2 separate regions of the Homo sapiens genome follow, and region 1 is linked to region 2. Evidence: chromatin loops called from intact Hi-C (ENCODE). Cell type or tissue: MCF 10A. All regions are shown on one strand. Links, peaks and the distances in the headings refer to the core of each region. The heading gives the core; the rest is flanking DNA.

Evidence for each region. A loop is a pair of places that touch in the nucleus more often than their neighbours do. Peaks named below come from ENCODE experiments on the same cell type or tissue, not always from the same donor. Only the 100,000 strongest peaks of a DNase experiment are listed, where the experiment ranks them.
Region 1: it touches region 2 in a loop (2.3-fold over the local background); 4 of 110 quality-filtered maps call a loop at or near these places.

The regions. Positions count from the first base shown.
Region 1 is chr1:89,720,171-89,728,512 of GRCh38, reverse strand. No RefSeq gene overlaps it. Among named protein-coding and RNA genes, the nearest start is that of LRRC8C, 91 kb to the right of the region's middle. In MCF 10A, for the core only: no CTCF peak of the experiment used is centred there; DNase peaks (open chromatin) are centred at 3,682 and 6,982.
Region 2 is chr1:89,667,416-89,675,757 of GRCh38, reverse strand. All of the region lies in intron 1 of LRRC8C (leucine rich repeat containing 8 VRAC subunit C), which reads right to left. Among named protein-coding and RNA genes, the nearest start is that of LRRC8C, 38 kb to the right of the region's middle. In MCF 10A, for the core only: no CTCF peak of the experiment used is centred there; a DNase peak (open chromatin) is centred at 3,407.

The DNA.
Region 1 (8,342 bases), core at 55-8,054, 53 kb before region 2:
AGAGTCCTAATGGGGACACTTGGCTAACCAAGCTACGTCTTCCACTGTGTCTCTCGCCCTGAGTTATCCAGCCCACAGGGCTCCAAGCAGGCAGATTGGACTTACCTGGGGAGCAGGCTTGAAGGAGGATAAGCAGATACAAACTTTTGCACATCCTCATATACCCTGAGAATGGCACCTCACAGATGAGCACACCGGTACGATAAGGGGCAGAGGGAGGAAGAGAGCTTTGCACTGAGAATGGCGCTCAGAGTTCAGGTAAACTGGGTGGTTTCCTTTTGACTTTGTAGACATGAAACAGGGCAAATTCCCGTTAATCGGCTGGAAAACAGCAGCAAAGCGAAGGAAGAAACCGGGGTGTGAAATAAGGAGGAAGAGGCAGGGACAAAGGACAATGGGCCTGCTGGGTAGTTTTCCTGAGGTCTAGTGATGCCAAGAACAAGCTGAAGTAACACATTAATGTTTATGAGTCTCATGCACCATGAAATTTGATTGGGGCATTGTTAATCTGCCGACTCTTGGCTTCTCTCTGTAGCCTTTGGATTTCTAAAAAACGAGATGGTAGTTTCTTTCTTTTTACAAGAATTTGAACACAGGGAGGAGGCTCCAGACAGACTGTAAGATTATCCTGCCTTTGAATTTAACTGAGGATGGGCTTAAACACCTTCCCCAGTTTCCCACTGCTGGAGGATAAAATAAAGAGGTCTCTGGCATGGGTGGAATACACAGGGCACCCTCAAGCTGATCCTCACATCTTTCCATCTTTACCTCTCATCCATTCCAATGGCCGTGACCCTTCCCTGGCACCAAGCCCTCCAAATGACATCACGTGATCTCTCAGGCCTCTGTCCCCACCCTAAAAGCTCTTTCCCTGACGTCCTCTCATTTCTCTTCTGGGGATCACCTGCATCAAGACTCAGTTCAGGTTCATCTCCTGAAATCTTTCCCATGGCCAGGTGACTCTGGCCCACTTTCCCCGCTGCTCCTAGTGTGAACAGACTTCTGGGTTAGCTCTTACAACACATTGTAGCTATCTGAATGCATGGAGGCCTTTTCCTATTAGATTATGGACTTTTTGAGAACAAGGATCACAGTATTGATTTTTGGTCCTTAAGTATCTAGAACAGTATGTGCTACCTGGAAGGTGCCCAGAAAATGCTGGTTGGTTGAAAAAGCAGTTGTGTTGCCAGAGGACTTCACTTACACACTCACTGCATCACTTATCCTGCTGCCCAGTGGTAGCTGTTTAGCTGTGACTCTTCCATGATGCTCTAGCTCCTTAAGGACAAAGATACAAACTTGCTGCCCTTACAACAATGTCTAGCACATTCTGGGTGTTAAAAAATGTTGACTTTAGGAAAATGTGCAGTATTGTAGATAATTTTTATATTATCCAGAGCCAGAGTTCAGTCTATAGTCATCATGAGACTAGCAAGTTTTCTGAGTACAAGCATTGAGCTAGGCACATCACATACCTCAGGCCACTGATCCTCGCAGGAACTTTTAAAGTGGGTTTCCATTTTACAGATGAGGAGGATGTAGCTCAAGGAGCTAACTGATTTGCTCCAAAACACACATGCAGAAAGCGGCAGAGATGGGATGTAAACTCTGGACCAAATGTGTAATGGCCATGCATTACATCAGGGCCTCCCAGGCTCAGATTCTCTGATGCAGCCAAAGTTTTGGCTGTAGCCCTTAGTGCCTATAATGCCAGCTACCTGTCAACATCTGAACTTCAGAGAAAAGGGAACAAACCGTCTTCCCCAACTCCACTCAGTTCTTCTCCCAGCCCACCTAACTGCTCCATGATATAGCTAATTAGGCACTTGGCTGAGGGTGGGACCAGCATCAAGACATTTTACTACTTTCTGGGAAGGGTCAATACTTGGATATCTTCAATATAAACAGAGGCTGGAGAGTTTAAATAAACTTGCTCAAAGTCATGCATCAGGTAAATGGATAGTAAGAATTGGAACTCCTTTTGGACTCCAGGACTTGTGCTGGAAATGCAGGTCAAGCCTATCTTGTGGTCCACCTCGAAAGTCAGGGTAAGGCCCACAGACAATATCAAGAAGACACTGGGAAGGTTTTTGAGCAGAGGAGCAATAAGGTCAGAGTTACAGCTGGGAACACTAGTCTAATGGTGGAGAAGAGGAGAGAGTCTAGTGTGGAAGCGGGAGTGGCTGATGACGAGATTATTTAGGAGGCAGTTGCAAATACGAGAGTTGTGCCTAGAACAGGTTTACTTCTAAACACATGAAGCTGGAGATGACAGGCAGGAGGAAATGTCCATAAGGCAGTTGGAGGTGGGAGGTGGAAAAGAGATGCTAACCAGAACTAGAAATCTGGGAGTTGCCAAAAAAGGCTGCTGACATAGCCCTGAAGGTAAATGAGGCCACCAAGTGCTGGGGTAAGGACAAAGGGGTACAAAAGGCTGAGGAGTAAGCTTGAAGATTTGGCTTATGCAGAGGGCAGAAGAGGAGGGCTGTGAAAGACAGGAAAGAGGCAGAGGTCAAGCAACGACTTGTATCAGGCTGATCAAACAACTGGACAGCAGACACCAGAATCCCTCCTACATGATGGAAGTGTGTAGAGAAATACATGGGTAAGCCGCTAGGAGGGCCAAGGGTGGGAGTGAGGAGGTGGAGAGTGGGAGACCAGGAAACAAGAGAGAAAGTGAGAGGGCCCTCTGCCAGAAGTGAGGAACCTGAGACGGGTGTTGTGAAGCAGAGAAAAAGACGGAAGGGCTGGGAGGGGGAAGATGGGGATGGCTTTCACAAACATGGGGTTTTAGAGTAGCTTGCACTGCTCTCATGAATGCTCTGCTGTCTCTCCAAACCTTCAATAAAGTTTCTAAAATGCACAAAAACCTAGTGTGAGTGCTGGGGGAGATCCAGGAAGAGGGCAGTGGTTTACTGAAGAACAGGGATCAAACTCTAGAATGGAGATCTAACCTAAGCAATGGTGAGCTGATGAATGGAAGATGTTCCATAGAGACTGAGGCTCAGAGTCAGTGGCCTGAAAATGTAAACACATTGGAAACTTATGAAACCTTAGGGAGGGCAGTGGACTTGGGGGTATAGCCAATTTCATCTAAATCTTAGGGGACATACAGACTCCAGTTCGACATCTGCACTGCAACCTTATCATGGACGATCATAACTATTGAATATTCTTTCTGAACAAGCAAAATGTGTTGGTGGATTTTACAAGATTAAACATGAGTGACGCAAGCCCTCAATGATTTGGTTTGGAGATTTAGTAGGCTGGAGGGAGAACGCAGATCTTAATACAGCATTACATAGACACAGTTTACATCAGCCATTATAGGGCAGGCTGCCCAGCAGCGAGTCATTAGTTTAAATTGTCTGCTGAAGAACATCTCTGGGACTTTTCTGGTCCCTTTGCTCATGAGTAATTCTTTCCTAGAAAACTTTTTCCAACCCCTAAATGTTCCTCCTGATCTAGAAGAATGATGTGACCCAACTGAGAAGGCTGCCACAAAGCAAGGAGGCAAGAGACCTGCCCTCACTGCCTGTCCTGCAGTCACTGGGAGGGTTTGTAACCTTCACTAGGGTCAGGCTGGGGAGGGCAGGAAGCTAGAGCCCTGAGCACACTTCTGTGCTGGGATAAAAATGGAAGCTCAGGGGCTTGGCTAAGGCCCCACCCCTGGTCTCTCCACATTTTCACCACAGAGACTGATGAGACATTTCCTCTTATTCATTTGTGTAAGTCATAGACAAGAGGTGTGTGTACACACCCGTCTCTGAGCATTTAGGAAATTTTGGCTTACACTAGGAGAAGTAAGAGCGTTAACCAAAATTTGTAAAAGTGCCTCATTGAAATCCTGTCAAAAAGATAATGATTTTAAAGAGGGAATAAAATGAAATGATGGCTTTCTTGCAGCTATTCATAATACGCATTCTGCCAGGTTCCCCCTGCTTGCCCAAAGAAAAGGAGAAATGAAAACACTAGGTTTGTAAATTTTCTGCTTTTCTACAATAATTACTGGATATGCTGAAAGATTGTATGAAATTCATGAGTGTTTCTTGGCCTCTATGCATCCTATATTTCCTATCTATAAATGTTAGCAAACATTAAAGAGTTAGAGGTCCTTACATGTAAAACATTTAGAAGTGCTGCTCCATGGTTGAAGAATTTGGTGTGAGATTGTGTGACAGATTGTATTTTTCATAGATGGCTACAACAATAACTCCTGTTCCACATATTCTTAAGATGTGACACTGGCACTTCTCCCACTGAAACGTGGGTTCTGTGTCTTCTCTGCCGCTGCTCCGAAACGGGGCAAGATTTATGACTGTTTTAACTAATAAGAGCATGGCAGAAGTGAGGAATGTGACTTTCGAGGACAGGCCATGAAAGATGATGCAGCATCCTTTTTGTCTTTTGGAATACTTGTTTTGGACCCTAAGCTATTGTGTAAGATGCCTGACTACCCTGCAGCTGTCATGCTGGGAGGAAGCCCAGGCTGCATGGAAAGGTTTGCTATGGCTGATAGCCCCAGCTGAGGTTCCTGCCAACAGCTAGAATCAAACACCAGACATGGGAGTGAAGACGCCTCCAGATGATTGTAGCTCCTAGCCATTAAGTCTTGCCAACTGAGGTCCCACACATCATGGAGCATAAGTAAGAGGTCTTTGCTGTGCCAGATTCCTTACCTACAGAATCTGAGTGTTATAATGTAGTTGCTTTACACCGCTAAGTTTTGGGCTGGTTTGTTACATGGAAATATTAATTGCAACAGATATAAAACCAGGAGCCCTGTTCACTCCCTGAGTTCTTCTAAGATACTTTGTTGGAGAGTTATAGATTCTTGGAACACTATTTGAAAACCTCTGGACTAACTACTCTTCAATGGCTCCAAAATCTCTGCTTGTAATAAAACTAGAATTTAAGAGCTTCATCAGGAAAGAGAAGAATCTCGCGTAGTGTTATGGATTGAATTCTGTCCCCCTAAAAGATGTTGAAGCCCTACTTCTCAGGACCTGTGAATATGACCTTATTTGGAAACATGGTCTTTGCAGATTATCAAGTTAAGATGAAGTCATTAGGGTGTATGACTATGTTCTTATAAAAAGGGGACATTTTGACACAGAGATAGATACACATGGGGAGAATGCCACATGAAGATAAAGGCAGAGATGGAGGTAATGCATCTACAAGTCAAGGATCATCAATGATTGCCAGCAAACTACCAAAAATGAGGAGAGAGGGACGGAACAAACTCTCCCTTACAGTCCTTGGAAGGAACCAACCCTGCTGCAAACATCGTGCTTTAGAACTGAGACAATAAATCTGTTTAAGCCACCCAGTTTGTGGTACTTTGTCATGGTAGCCCTAAGAAACTCTTGCACCTAGGAGTGAATTTGAACAGAGATGATGGTCCCTCATGTTCTAAGTCCCTCAGTTAATGGAGTTAGGCCTTTTGATTGATTCAGTGTTTTTTTTAGAGCCAACTGGGTACAAGTCACAAGGGTAAGCACCACAGAGAAATACAGAGATAAACAAGTCTTGGTTTCTGCACTCACTGGGCCTCCAACTTTGGAAAGAAAGATATGATAAGTCCTAAAACAACCATAATCCAAGTGGTAAGTGTCCTAAATAATGAGGCAGGTAGAAAGTGTTAAGAGAAAGTCTAAATAAGTCTTGAAAACTCTTTAAAAAGTCTCATGGATTTTAATACATGCAGGGCCCTAGATTGGATTTGGATGGACGGACTGACAACAGAAAGGGCATTTCTATGAATATCCCAATACTCTGTGTGCCCCGTCTGATCAAAGTACATAAATAGAGTAAGTATAACTCCTTTATTATTGAGCCTACTTAAAGCATTTGTAGAATCCTGGATAAATTTTTGTATAATTTTTTTCCTCCCTGTATATATAAGAAAAAAAATGATTCTAAACATTTGAAAACAACCCAGAATGCAACTTTTGTCTTACAGTTGTTTACCATAGTGTAGTGCTGTGCTATTAAGAATATCCACGCAGGATATAGTTTGGCAGGTGGGGAGATGGGGAGGGGGATGGAGAATGTCATTATCAGTTTTTCCCATAAGATTTTGAAGTTAACTTCCTGGCATTTTTGATGCAAGTTCTTGATCAGATTTATAACTGAAGCACTTAATAGTCACTAGCAGTTTCTGAGTTAGGGAACGTTACCTGAAAATAATTACCTAGCTGGTTTGCAGTACTTCAGATTTGATTATTATTATTATTATTATTATTATTATTATTTTTTTTTTTTTGAGACGGAGTCTCGCTCTGTCGCCCAGGCTGGAGTGCAGTGGCGGGATCTCGGCTCACTGCAAGCTCCGCCTCCCGGGTTCACCCCATTCTCCGCCTCAGCCTCCCAAGTAGCTGGGACTACAGGCGCCCGCCACTACGCCTGGCTAATTTTTTGTGTTTTTTAGTAGAGACGGGGTTTCACCATTTTAGCCGGGATGGTCTCGATCTCCTGACCTCGTGATCCGCCCGCCTCGGCCTCCCAAAGTGCTGGGATTACAGGCGTGAGCCACCGCGCCCGGCCCAGATTTGATTATTTTAAAGCTGGTAGAATTTGAAGGGCAACAAATCATTCTGAATTTTAGAAAGTGTGTTAAGCACCCCTTATCAGGAGTCTGCTTTCTAAGCTCCATTCTCCCCTTGCCCCCCAACAAATGACAGCCTTATTTAATATAAACCAGGTGTTTAATCTGACATTCTTTGTATTTCCCATTTGACATGAAATCAGTTTCTTTGAGAGGTTACGTGGACTTAAGAAAATATTTACGTAGCTAAATGTTTAGATTGGAATCTCTAGTTTTTAGTTTTACAAGTATGAATTTATTTTAAATACTTCATCACTTAAGGCTGTCAACATCCTGTCTTTGTTTCTAAATGCATAAAACTACTAAATCTGTTAGCATGCTGATATTGTTAAGGCTCAAAGTGTGATTACCAGGGAAGTCTATGAGTCACACCACCAGAGGCTAGAACCTGGGGGAGAGTTCAGAAAAAATAGTCTTCTAATTTTGAACAAATTGACTTCCTGTTGGTAAGGCTCACAGAAACGCCCTGCACCCATTGAATAAAACTTGGTTTTCATTTTGATATCATTGTTGTACATGGCCTTTTAGAATTTTGTTAAGAGTGGCAACTTTGACAACCTAGTTTTCACAAAGAAATTTAAATTACTAAGATATAATTTATCCATACAGCTCAATAGACATGAATAGAACTCATTTCATAAGCTTGTGGACATTTATTGCTCAAATGCATAGGGAGTACATCTTTACATTTTTGCATTGGTTTTCATTATTCTTGGACTAAATCATCCTAAGAAAGATTTTTAAGCTGTCTGAATATTAGAGTATGATTTTAACAAAACTGTCACACATAGTCTATGTTAAATTACAATGAAATCCCAAGAACCTTCCCAATTCAAAGTGAAGAAATGCTATATATTTTTTTTGCCATATCAGCATCACTTCTGGGGAGTTGATTTTTTTTTTTTTAATTAGAAGAACTGTGGAGGAGATAAAAAATGTAAAACTTAGAGGTTGCCTCTTTTGTGTCACTTTTCCTGAGATGTCTTTTACCTGAGGCTAATAAGGATTGAACCAAGCAGTATTTTTTTAATGGCAAAAGTCCAGATGTAACTCGAGTTGAAATAAAATTAATTCTGTAAAGGATTAAAAAATAAGGAGAAAGCCCATTTTCTACTTCTCAAACTTTATAACAGAAAAATCCCTGGATTAAAATAATTGGAATGGCCAATTTGGTTTAGATGTTTGATATCATTGCCTACCCTGTATCTTTTATGCAAAATATTCAAACTCTGGGAATATTCTATCACTTATGATATGCCTGATCATATAACTATTTTAATAATTTGTCCCTAAATATGTTCAAATATGTTTAAATGTGAAACCTACAGTATAGTCTGCATTCAAACATCTATGCTCACACAAAATTATGTAGCTAATGAACAGCTTTCACTTTTTTCCTACTTGCAAATTTAGGATGACATTCAAACTTACATTCAGAAATATGTGGGCCTTGTGCTCTGACCGTGTAAATACTCCACTGAGTCTCAAATGAACTTTAATAACTTCCTTTTTATGCATTTACTTCTTCACCCAAACGAAAAGCTTATGTTGCTAGCCAATAATAACCAATTTAAAATTTTTCAGAGTTTATCTCAATACTCTGTGTAAGTGAAAGGACTAGAAGATGGGACAGTGGAGAATGGCAGTGGGCAGTTTTTTCTGTACGTGCAGATTGCACTGAAATCGCCAGATGTCTCTAATCTATTGCATTCCCTAGCTCCTTTCCAGAATT
Region 2 (8,342 bases), core at 164-8,163:
CCTCCCAATCCCAATCGGATTCTAAACCCTTGAAAAGGCTGTGTGTTTCTCCTTGAACTCTCAATATCATTGGCTGTGGTTAAGGCCAGGTTTTCAATCACCTTATCAGTCTCAACATCCAAAAGCTAAGTCAAATTCAACTGGGGAAATCTGTAATGATTGGTTTGAAGATCATTGATCTCTTCCTTCAATGTACAGAAAGAGACTGAGGTTTACCTCCAATCCAGTTTTACCCCTTGAACAAAGAGGGCACAGGGTTCTAAGCAGCAGGCACACCATGAACACACAGCGCAGCCCAGAAAACCCAGGCATGACAGGAGCTGGCAAAGCCATGTGCGGGGAATGCTGCTTTCTTTCTGATGAAGGGCAGCAAGGAGAGGAGGGTGCGGAAGGCAAGAAGACTCCTGCCCTCAAGAGCATTAAAACTAAAGTTTCTTGTTTATTTTGTAACTTCTGGAATTTACAGTTTTCTGAAAAGGCAAGGGGTCACCTTTTATTTTATATTCCTTGCTCTGGGGCCTAGAATACTCAAAAAAAGGTTTTTTGTTTTTGTTTTTGTTTTTTTGTTTTTTTGAGTTGAACTCTTAATGATTTCATAGGGAGAAAGTTGTCTTTTCTGTTCTGACAAGAAATGTAGCTTGTTTTTCAAATACCTTTCCATAAAAATAGATGGTAGACTGGTACTTATACAAACTGTCAACCAAAAAGTGTGACAAGGAAGCTAAAGCAACTTTTTGTCAAACACTTTTTCACTTGTTTTTGTTTTTGTTAAATAGGGGTAAAATTTAAAATTTCCAGCTAGGTTAAACATAAAAAACTAGGAAACAAAGTAACACTGCACAGAAACCAAGAGACTGATGTTTAAAGTGAGAGACTGAAAGACTAATGGGTTTAGAGTATGATCATTTTTATCTTCCTTTTCAGTTAAGCTAATCTTTACAGGAATCTACCTTTAAAATGTACCATCTAGAATCAGGGACCATGAAAGTTTGATAATTGCAGAAAAACACTAACGGTTGACTAATTATCTTTGGAGCTTTTCAAGAAGGCTGCCCTCCATCTCATGCCAGCTGTTGATTGGTCTTTCCTGTTGGATGAGCTCAGTAAAGTTTGTGATGGAAGGAAAAATTTCAGGTCCTCCAGCCTCCAGGAAAAATGGCCCTTCAGGAGCATTAAAACTGATAAGAATGTACCTAAAAATCAGAATGTTAGGTTTTGTCTGTCCAGCTAATGAATATTTAATGCAAGGCTTTGTATCTAAAGGAGAAATAATTGCTGGGTTTGGCTCTATATTTAACATACTGATTTAATGGCCATCTTTTCCAAGTTAGACATTTTATGAGTTCCCTCTTCTAAGTTTTCTTTATTCACAGCAGAGCTAAATATCTAATGCAAACACATTTGATGCTCATAGAGTCACACATTCTAGAAGCTGAGAAAGGGCATGAAAAGTTTCTTTATAGGAAGGCTCTAGGTGGAAATAGCCAAATGTTACTGGTCTCTCAAATCTACATTGTGCCGAACATCTATACGAAAAATATTCTCGGAAAATATGAATCATTTAATTAAAATACATTGTTTCTGAAGATAGATATGTTCTTTAATTTAAAAAGATAAAAAACCTATCCTCCCTCAAAAAGAAATAGTGAAACTAGGTAACATACATTGCATGATAGCAAAGGCCAACAGTCTATGTAGATCCTGAAAAGTCATCACAAAGAAGACATAAATAATAGTGGCAGGGGCCTTTTGGTACTAATCCTACAACTGGAACGTTCTTTCAATACCCACCCACCTTGCTTTGTTAACTCCTATGCATACCGCAGACCCAGGTTCTAGCACCACTTGCTCAGGGAAGCTGTCCCCAATCTCTCTGACTCCGTCACATCCAGAGTTTCAGGCTCTCATTGAGGATACCCCCTGATGACCTCTGTCAGAGAGTACTTTCCATTCATTTGTGCTCTTGGATTTACATTGGTCTTCCCTAGGCTATAAGGTCCATGAAGGCAGAAATAATTTGTTTTGTTCACCACTGTTTTCCCAACACTTCACAGTATTTGGCATATAGTAGGTGCTCAATATATATTTATTGGGTAAATAGATGAGCAATTAAAAAGAAAGTTACAAGAATGGTCTAAGTGTAATATCTTGGATTTATTAATTTGCATCCTATGTCAGAAAAAAAAGTAGAGGAAGAAATATAAAGCTCATCAGCTAACTTGGAACAAGACCAAAAACAGTGCCATCTTCATTGACAAACGGTACAGTATTTTGAAATCACTTGGAGTTGCTATTATTAGTAAGAAAGCTGGCTTGGAGCCAGATGAGGTCTTCCTGAGAAAACCATCTCAAAGATATCTAGACCTTGCAGATATATTTTTTTAAACGGTTGAAAACCTATGGAAGTCTAGTAATGTATCAACTTGCAAGGTGACATCTAAAGCTGATTTCAGAACTGATTTTTCTCAGCAACTTCATCAGGAGGATTAAAAAGGCGGATTGCGGGTGCTTGAAAAGAGCAAAACTGGCTCAAAAGTTGTTAAATTGGGAGGTTTAAATATATTAATCACAAATGCTAAAAAATAAAAAATAGCATAGAAAGGTCATAGGAATTCAATTAAAACTTTAGACAAGTAGAAAAAAGTATGGAAGAAAGAAGAAAAAACACTTTTAAAAGTCCAACACTTCAAAGAAGAGAGATCTTTGGAAGTTCTGAAGAAGGACTTAGGAATGAAGTAGATGATGTTTTGGGCAGTGGAAAGTAGGCTTAGGGCCAAGGGAAAGGACAGGGTTTATGAAACAACTGTGGGGATGTTTGTTTTTACTTGTTCTTGTAATGTTTGATCTTCTTTTCCAATGACCCATCTTAAAAACTTAACACAGCCTAATGTTTTAGAAACCTAAAACATTAGGTAACACAGATATAAATTAAAATTGTTTCTATAAAAATAAATAAATAAATAAATAAATAAATATCCAGTCAACGAAGAAATGGAAATTGGTGGAAAGATAAGTTGGTTCATTTCTATTCCACATCCTTGGACACAAGCACGGCCAGTCTTGGGATTATCGTGAGAAAGACATGGGATGTAGGGGAATGGGGGTGGAGAAAGTTCTAGGATCTTAATGTATCCTTGGTCTTTCTGTTTCTAGAGGCTGAATAGATTATCAATGGAGATAGCTACTGGAGTACAACGTTTCCAAAGGACAGATGCGGTGTCTTTGAAAGCTTTATATTCCTAGCACTTACCACGATGCCTGGAACTTTATTTATTCTTTCTATAAGTATTAGAATAGCTCTATCTGCAAGGTATTGAGCTCGTTAATGTGAATAAAGTGATGAGTAAGAGAGACATAATCCCCGTCTTCATGAATCATGCATTATGGTGGAAAGACAGACAGTAAACAATGACACACAACCATTTAATCACAATTGTGACAAGCATGATGAAGTAGAAGTGTAGGTCACTCTGACAGTATATGTTAGGACCTGAACTACTGGGGGTTTAGGAAGTGATGCTTGCATGGAAGTATGAAGTATAGTATAAGTAGTAACAGTTAGCTAGGTAAAATTGGAGGCCAAGGCCAGGAGAACATTTCAGACAGAGTGAAGGGTCTGCAACGTAATGGCTTTTTTTGTTGTTTGTTTTTCCCCTCTTAAAATGTTTCATTTTGCTATCCATTACTCATAAATGTTTTGTTTCTGTTTATTTTGAATAAGGTTGGGCCCTGTCATTTTCTATCTGTAGAGACATAAGGATAGGGGTAGCCTGAGCCAGTCCAGATGATCTGAGACAAGGAGGGCAACACATGACATGCTCTTAGATGGAACTGGCAAAAAGTCACAAGACTCATTCACCAAAAGTTGTTTTGTACGGTATGTGTGAAAATCTACCCATGCTTTCTGCAGATTCATGTAAAGCTTCACAGCTTCACCTTGCATGTGGCTGTTAAATGGAGAAAACTGCCTTCTAGAACATGCAAACTGACTCTGACCTATACTTGGTCATCCTCCACACAATGCCTCCACATTAATTCAGCGTAAACATCATTAATGCCTCCACATTAATTCCATGTTAAAATCTGGCTCAATAGCCTATGTTTGTACCAAGTTCACAAAATTCTCATGACAGGCACTGAAGGCCGTTAGAATCTCAGTGGGATGGTCATCACCGGTCATGGGCTGCTCAACAATCTCCTGAGACTGAACACACGCAGCAACATGTGGGTCAACCATGTCTTTACTCTCCTGCATTTATCCAAATGTGTGTCAGCCTGCCATGAGGGCCCCTCACTCGAAATCCACCTAGAATTCCTCCTTAGGAACTGACTTCTGAGCTATGCACAGAGATTGTCTTTGCTCAGAGGATAGTCTCCTTTGATCTGTTTTTCACTTTTCTCTTTTTCTTCCCTTCCTTGAGTATGCCCTTCCTCTTTCCTTTTCTCCTTTCCTCCTCTCTAACCTTCTTCCCTCCCTAACCTTTTTCAACACATTTTACCTAACTACTAAGTGCCAAGCACTGGGGATAGAAGATAAATAAAAAGCTATAGTAGAATATGTGACTACTGGGGTGGCTGAGGTGGGAGAATCATTTGAGACCAGGAGTTTAAGGATGCAGTGAGCTATGATGGTACCCATGAATAGCCACTGCACTCCAGCCTGGGTGACAGAGCCAGACCCCATCTCAAAAAAATAAAAAGAAAGAAAAAAAAGAGCATATGTGAGTAACAGATCTATAAACAAGGAAACCAAAAAATGTATTATCCCCTTTCTTTGCTCTTCAGCTCTTTATACTGATTCAAACCCAAGGGGCTTGCATAAGCCAGGCCAGCACTGGAAAAGATGCATACCAACTAGCTTTTTAACTCCTGCAGGTGGTTTGCCAAGAGACATGCCAGAGACAAACAGGGTATAAAACCAAGCATGGGACTGCCCTGGGATGAAGATATGAAAACAGAAATAAACAGGTACCTTTACTTTCACAATCTAAATTTAAAGATGGAATAGATTCAGATAGTTTTTTTGATAAATTCCTTGCTGTATAAACTCTTGCAACTTGCTATTCAAAAGCTAAGAACCAAATAGATTTGTAAAGAGATACTTGAATAAACTTCTATATATTCAATATTTTCATTCATTATTTTTTAAATTGACATTTTTCTGAAGAGAAAGTCCACAGCTCTTTTCCAATCTTCAGTGGGATTTGTAATCCCTCCAAATATTTAACCACTACTCCAACAATGCATTAGCTGCTATGATTATAGAAAGAAAAGCAGAAAACATATGTTGTAAAGAAAGTAGTTACCAGAATTACACTAGAAAAAAAATGGCAAGAACATGAATGAGTCAGCATGAGGGTATAACAGGCTAAGGGCATCAACTTCGAAGAGAAAATGAAATTATTTGGGTTGCCCTGGTAACACCAAGATAAAATGCGGAAATGAAAATGCGAGGTTTAACGCTAAGAAAACCTTCTTCAGCACTAGGGTCTCTCACATCACGGAATGAGCTTTACTATGGCAACACGCAAAAAGCATGTAAACGGATTAAATACAGAAAATATCCAAGGGAGTGAAAGCATGGTATTAATAATAAGAACTAAGCTGATATAATAACTATTCTGGACCTTTCTTTTCTTTGACTCACAGAATTAAATAAGGGGAATGGGAAAGGGTTTGCAGGGATCAAATGAGATTTTCTTCAGTGATATATAATCTTAAATAATTAAAAAAGTTAAACATTATGGATTATTTCCACCCACTCACTTTTCTGCAAATGACATAGAATCTCCACTCAAATATCTGGTTTTATTATAGGAAAAGGCAAAAGAAAAAAGAAACAAACATAAGAAATAGAAACATCCTCCTAGGTTACATTTTCCATGTCCAATCTCTACTTTTTTGGAGGAGATCTGTCATTGGTTATTAAGGCAATAAATGACTCCTCTCAAGGGCAGACAATCATATTAATATAGTACTAGAATATAAAAATAATACTTCAGAATCATAGTGGTTGGGAGCATGGCACTGAAGTCAGGGTGCCTGAGTCTGTATCCCGGCTCTGTCACTTGTAAGCTGGGTGACCACAAGAAACTTACTTAATCCTTCTGTTTTCTCATCTTGAGAATGGGGAAAAGAACAGTATCTTGCTTCACAGGATTGCTGGGGAAGCATGTAAGAGTGGCAAACACTAATCATGGTACTGGGCAGGAATTAGCACTCAATAGATGACAGCTACTAATATTAGCAATAGAGATGACAATCAAATTTGATAGCTATGATAATGACTTTATGATTTTTAAACATGTTATTTTGGTAAGAGCACAATATAAGATCTACCCGCTTAAAATTTTAAGCATACCATACAGTTTGGGTAACTATAGGTACAATGTTGTACAGCAGATCTTTAAAGCTTACTCATGTTGCAAACAGAAACTTTATGCCCATTGATTAGTATTAACAGCTCGCCATTTCCCCTCCCCCCAGCCCCTGGCAACCACCAGTGTTCTCTTTGATTTTATTAATTTGACTACTTTAGATACTTCACATATGGAATCACATATCTTTCTGTGACTGGCTTATTTCACTTATCAGAACGTCCTCATTCATCCATGTTGTCACATATTGCAGAATTTCCTGTTTTTTAAAGGCTGAGTAGTATTCCATTGTGTGTATATACTACATTTTCTTTTTCTATTCATCTGTCAATGGACATTTTGGTTATTTTTACATCTTGGTTATTGTGAATAATGAAGTTTACTTTTGAGAATAAGAATTTATCGGTGTTTGGAGACTTCTGTCCTAATTTGAGGTACCACACTAAAATAGAATTATTTATAAAAACAGAAGAAACAAAAAAATTGTGTTGGTTAAATAGGAAATAAAAGGTATATAATTGACATATAATGTTATCATGCTTACTAACTGCCAGACATTAAACATGTTATCTGTTGAACCTCCATATTAAATCCACGAGGTAGGTATTATCTTTTCTGTACAGAAGAGGAAACACACAAAGAGAGATTAAATAATTTCTCCAAGATTGGAAAGCCTGTGAAGGGCATAGCAAAAATTCCACCTCAGGGCTTTCAGATTCCAATGTCCAAGCTCATTTCATTTAAAGAGGGAAATTATTTTAGTCTCTAACAATCTCCTTTACGGGAAATTCAGACTTGATATCCATTGGCAAAAGGACCTATTTGGAAATTCACCTCTTTCAGGATTGCATTCAGGGCAATCATATTTGTGACTTGAACACTGTAGCCTAAAATCTGACACTGAGAGAAATCCAGTCTGAGGAATGATCTTTTTAGAAGTTATAAAGGATTCCGCTTCTGTCCATGAAGGAGTCACTAGGGTGAAACTTATCCTTCTATAATAAATAGCTAAAAAAATAAAATTTTACCAGAGCCACTGAAGCTCTTTTGTGTTATGCTCTTGGTTATACCTGTTTTTCATTTGATGCTAAATCCTTGGGTGGAGAATGCAGTCCCCAAATATTGCACTGTTCCAATCTCCTTTAGGGGGATCTGTATGTGATTTCCAAGAACTTGGTGCAGCAAAACAGCAAGAACCTTCTGTGCTGAGAATTTGAATGCTGGGAAATGTATACCAAATCAAAACAGAAGGACAGTGAGTACTTACTTCCTTTTCATGGTTCAAATTAATATAATCAAGATACTTAAGTATTTAACCATCTTTTACCCCATGACATTTATCATTTCCTTTCCCTGATGTTTCAGCTAAGTGTTTTGCTTTATTGTAGATATGCCAACAAAGAACATTCATTTTTCTAAGACTGGTTCAAATGCTCACTGTTTTTTAAAATTATTATTATGACTTTGCACTTCTGGCTTCTCCATTCAGGTCCCACAATGTTTCCAGAAGCAGGAAATGGAAAATACTTTAGGTAAACTTTATGTAAAACATTCTCACGGGTACCTAAAGTCTCTTTCTAACCCATGGGTTGACAGCTTGAGTTTTGCCAACTAACTCACTCTTGATGTTAAGACATATCAAAACATAGCAAACCACTTTAAAGTTTTAGCTCTTTTAAGGGAATGTGGCTTAGGATGTGATTTCCCAGCAACCTGAGTTCCAAGGCTCAAATGCCTTCAGCTTAGATTTTCCTCATCCCATCAAACACTGCCCAGAAAGTAGCTCTATTACTGCTCTGCTTTGTATTTTACCTTAATTTCTTCCTCCCACTGCCCTAGGTTTACTCCTTTTTTAGTTTTTCCCAATATAAGTAACTCGTGCTCTAGCTGATGGATTGGGTGTGAGGTTTGAGAGAGAAGAATCATTATGAGTCCAATATTTTTAAGTTGAGAAGCTGAAATAAT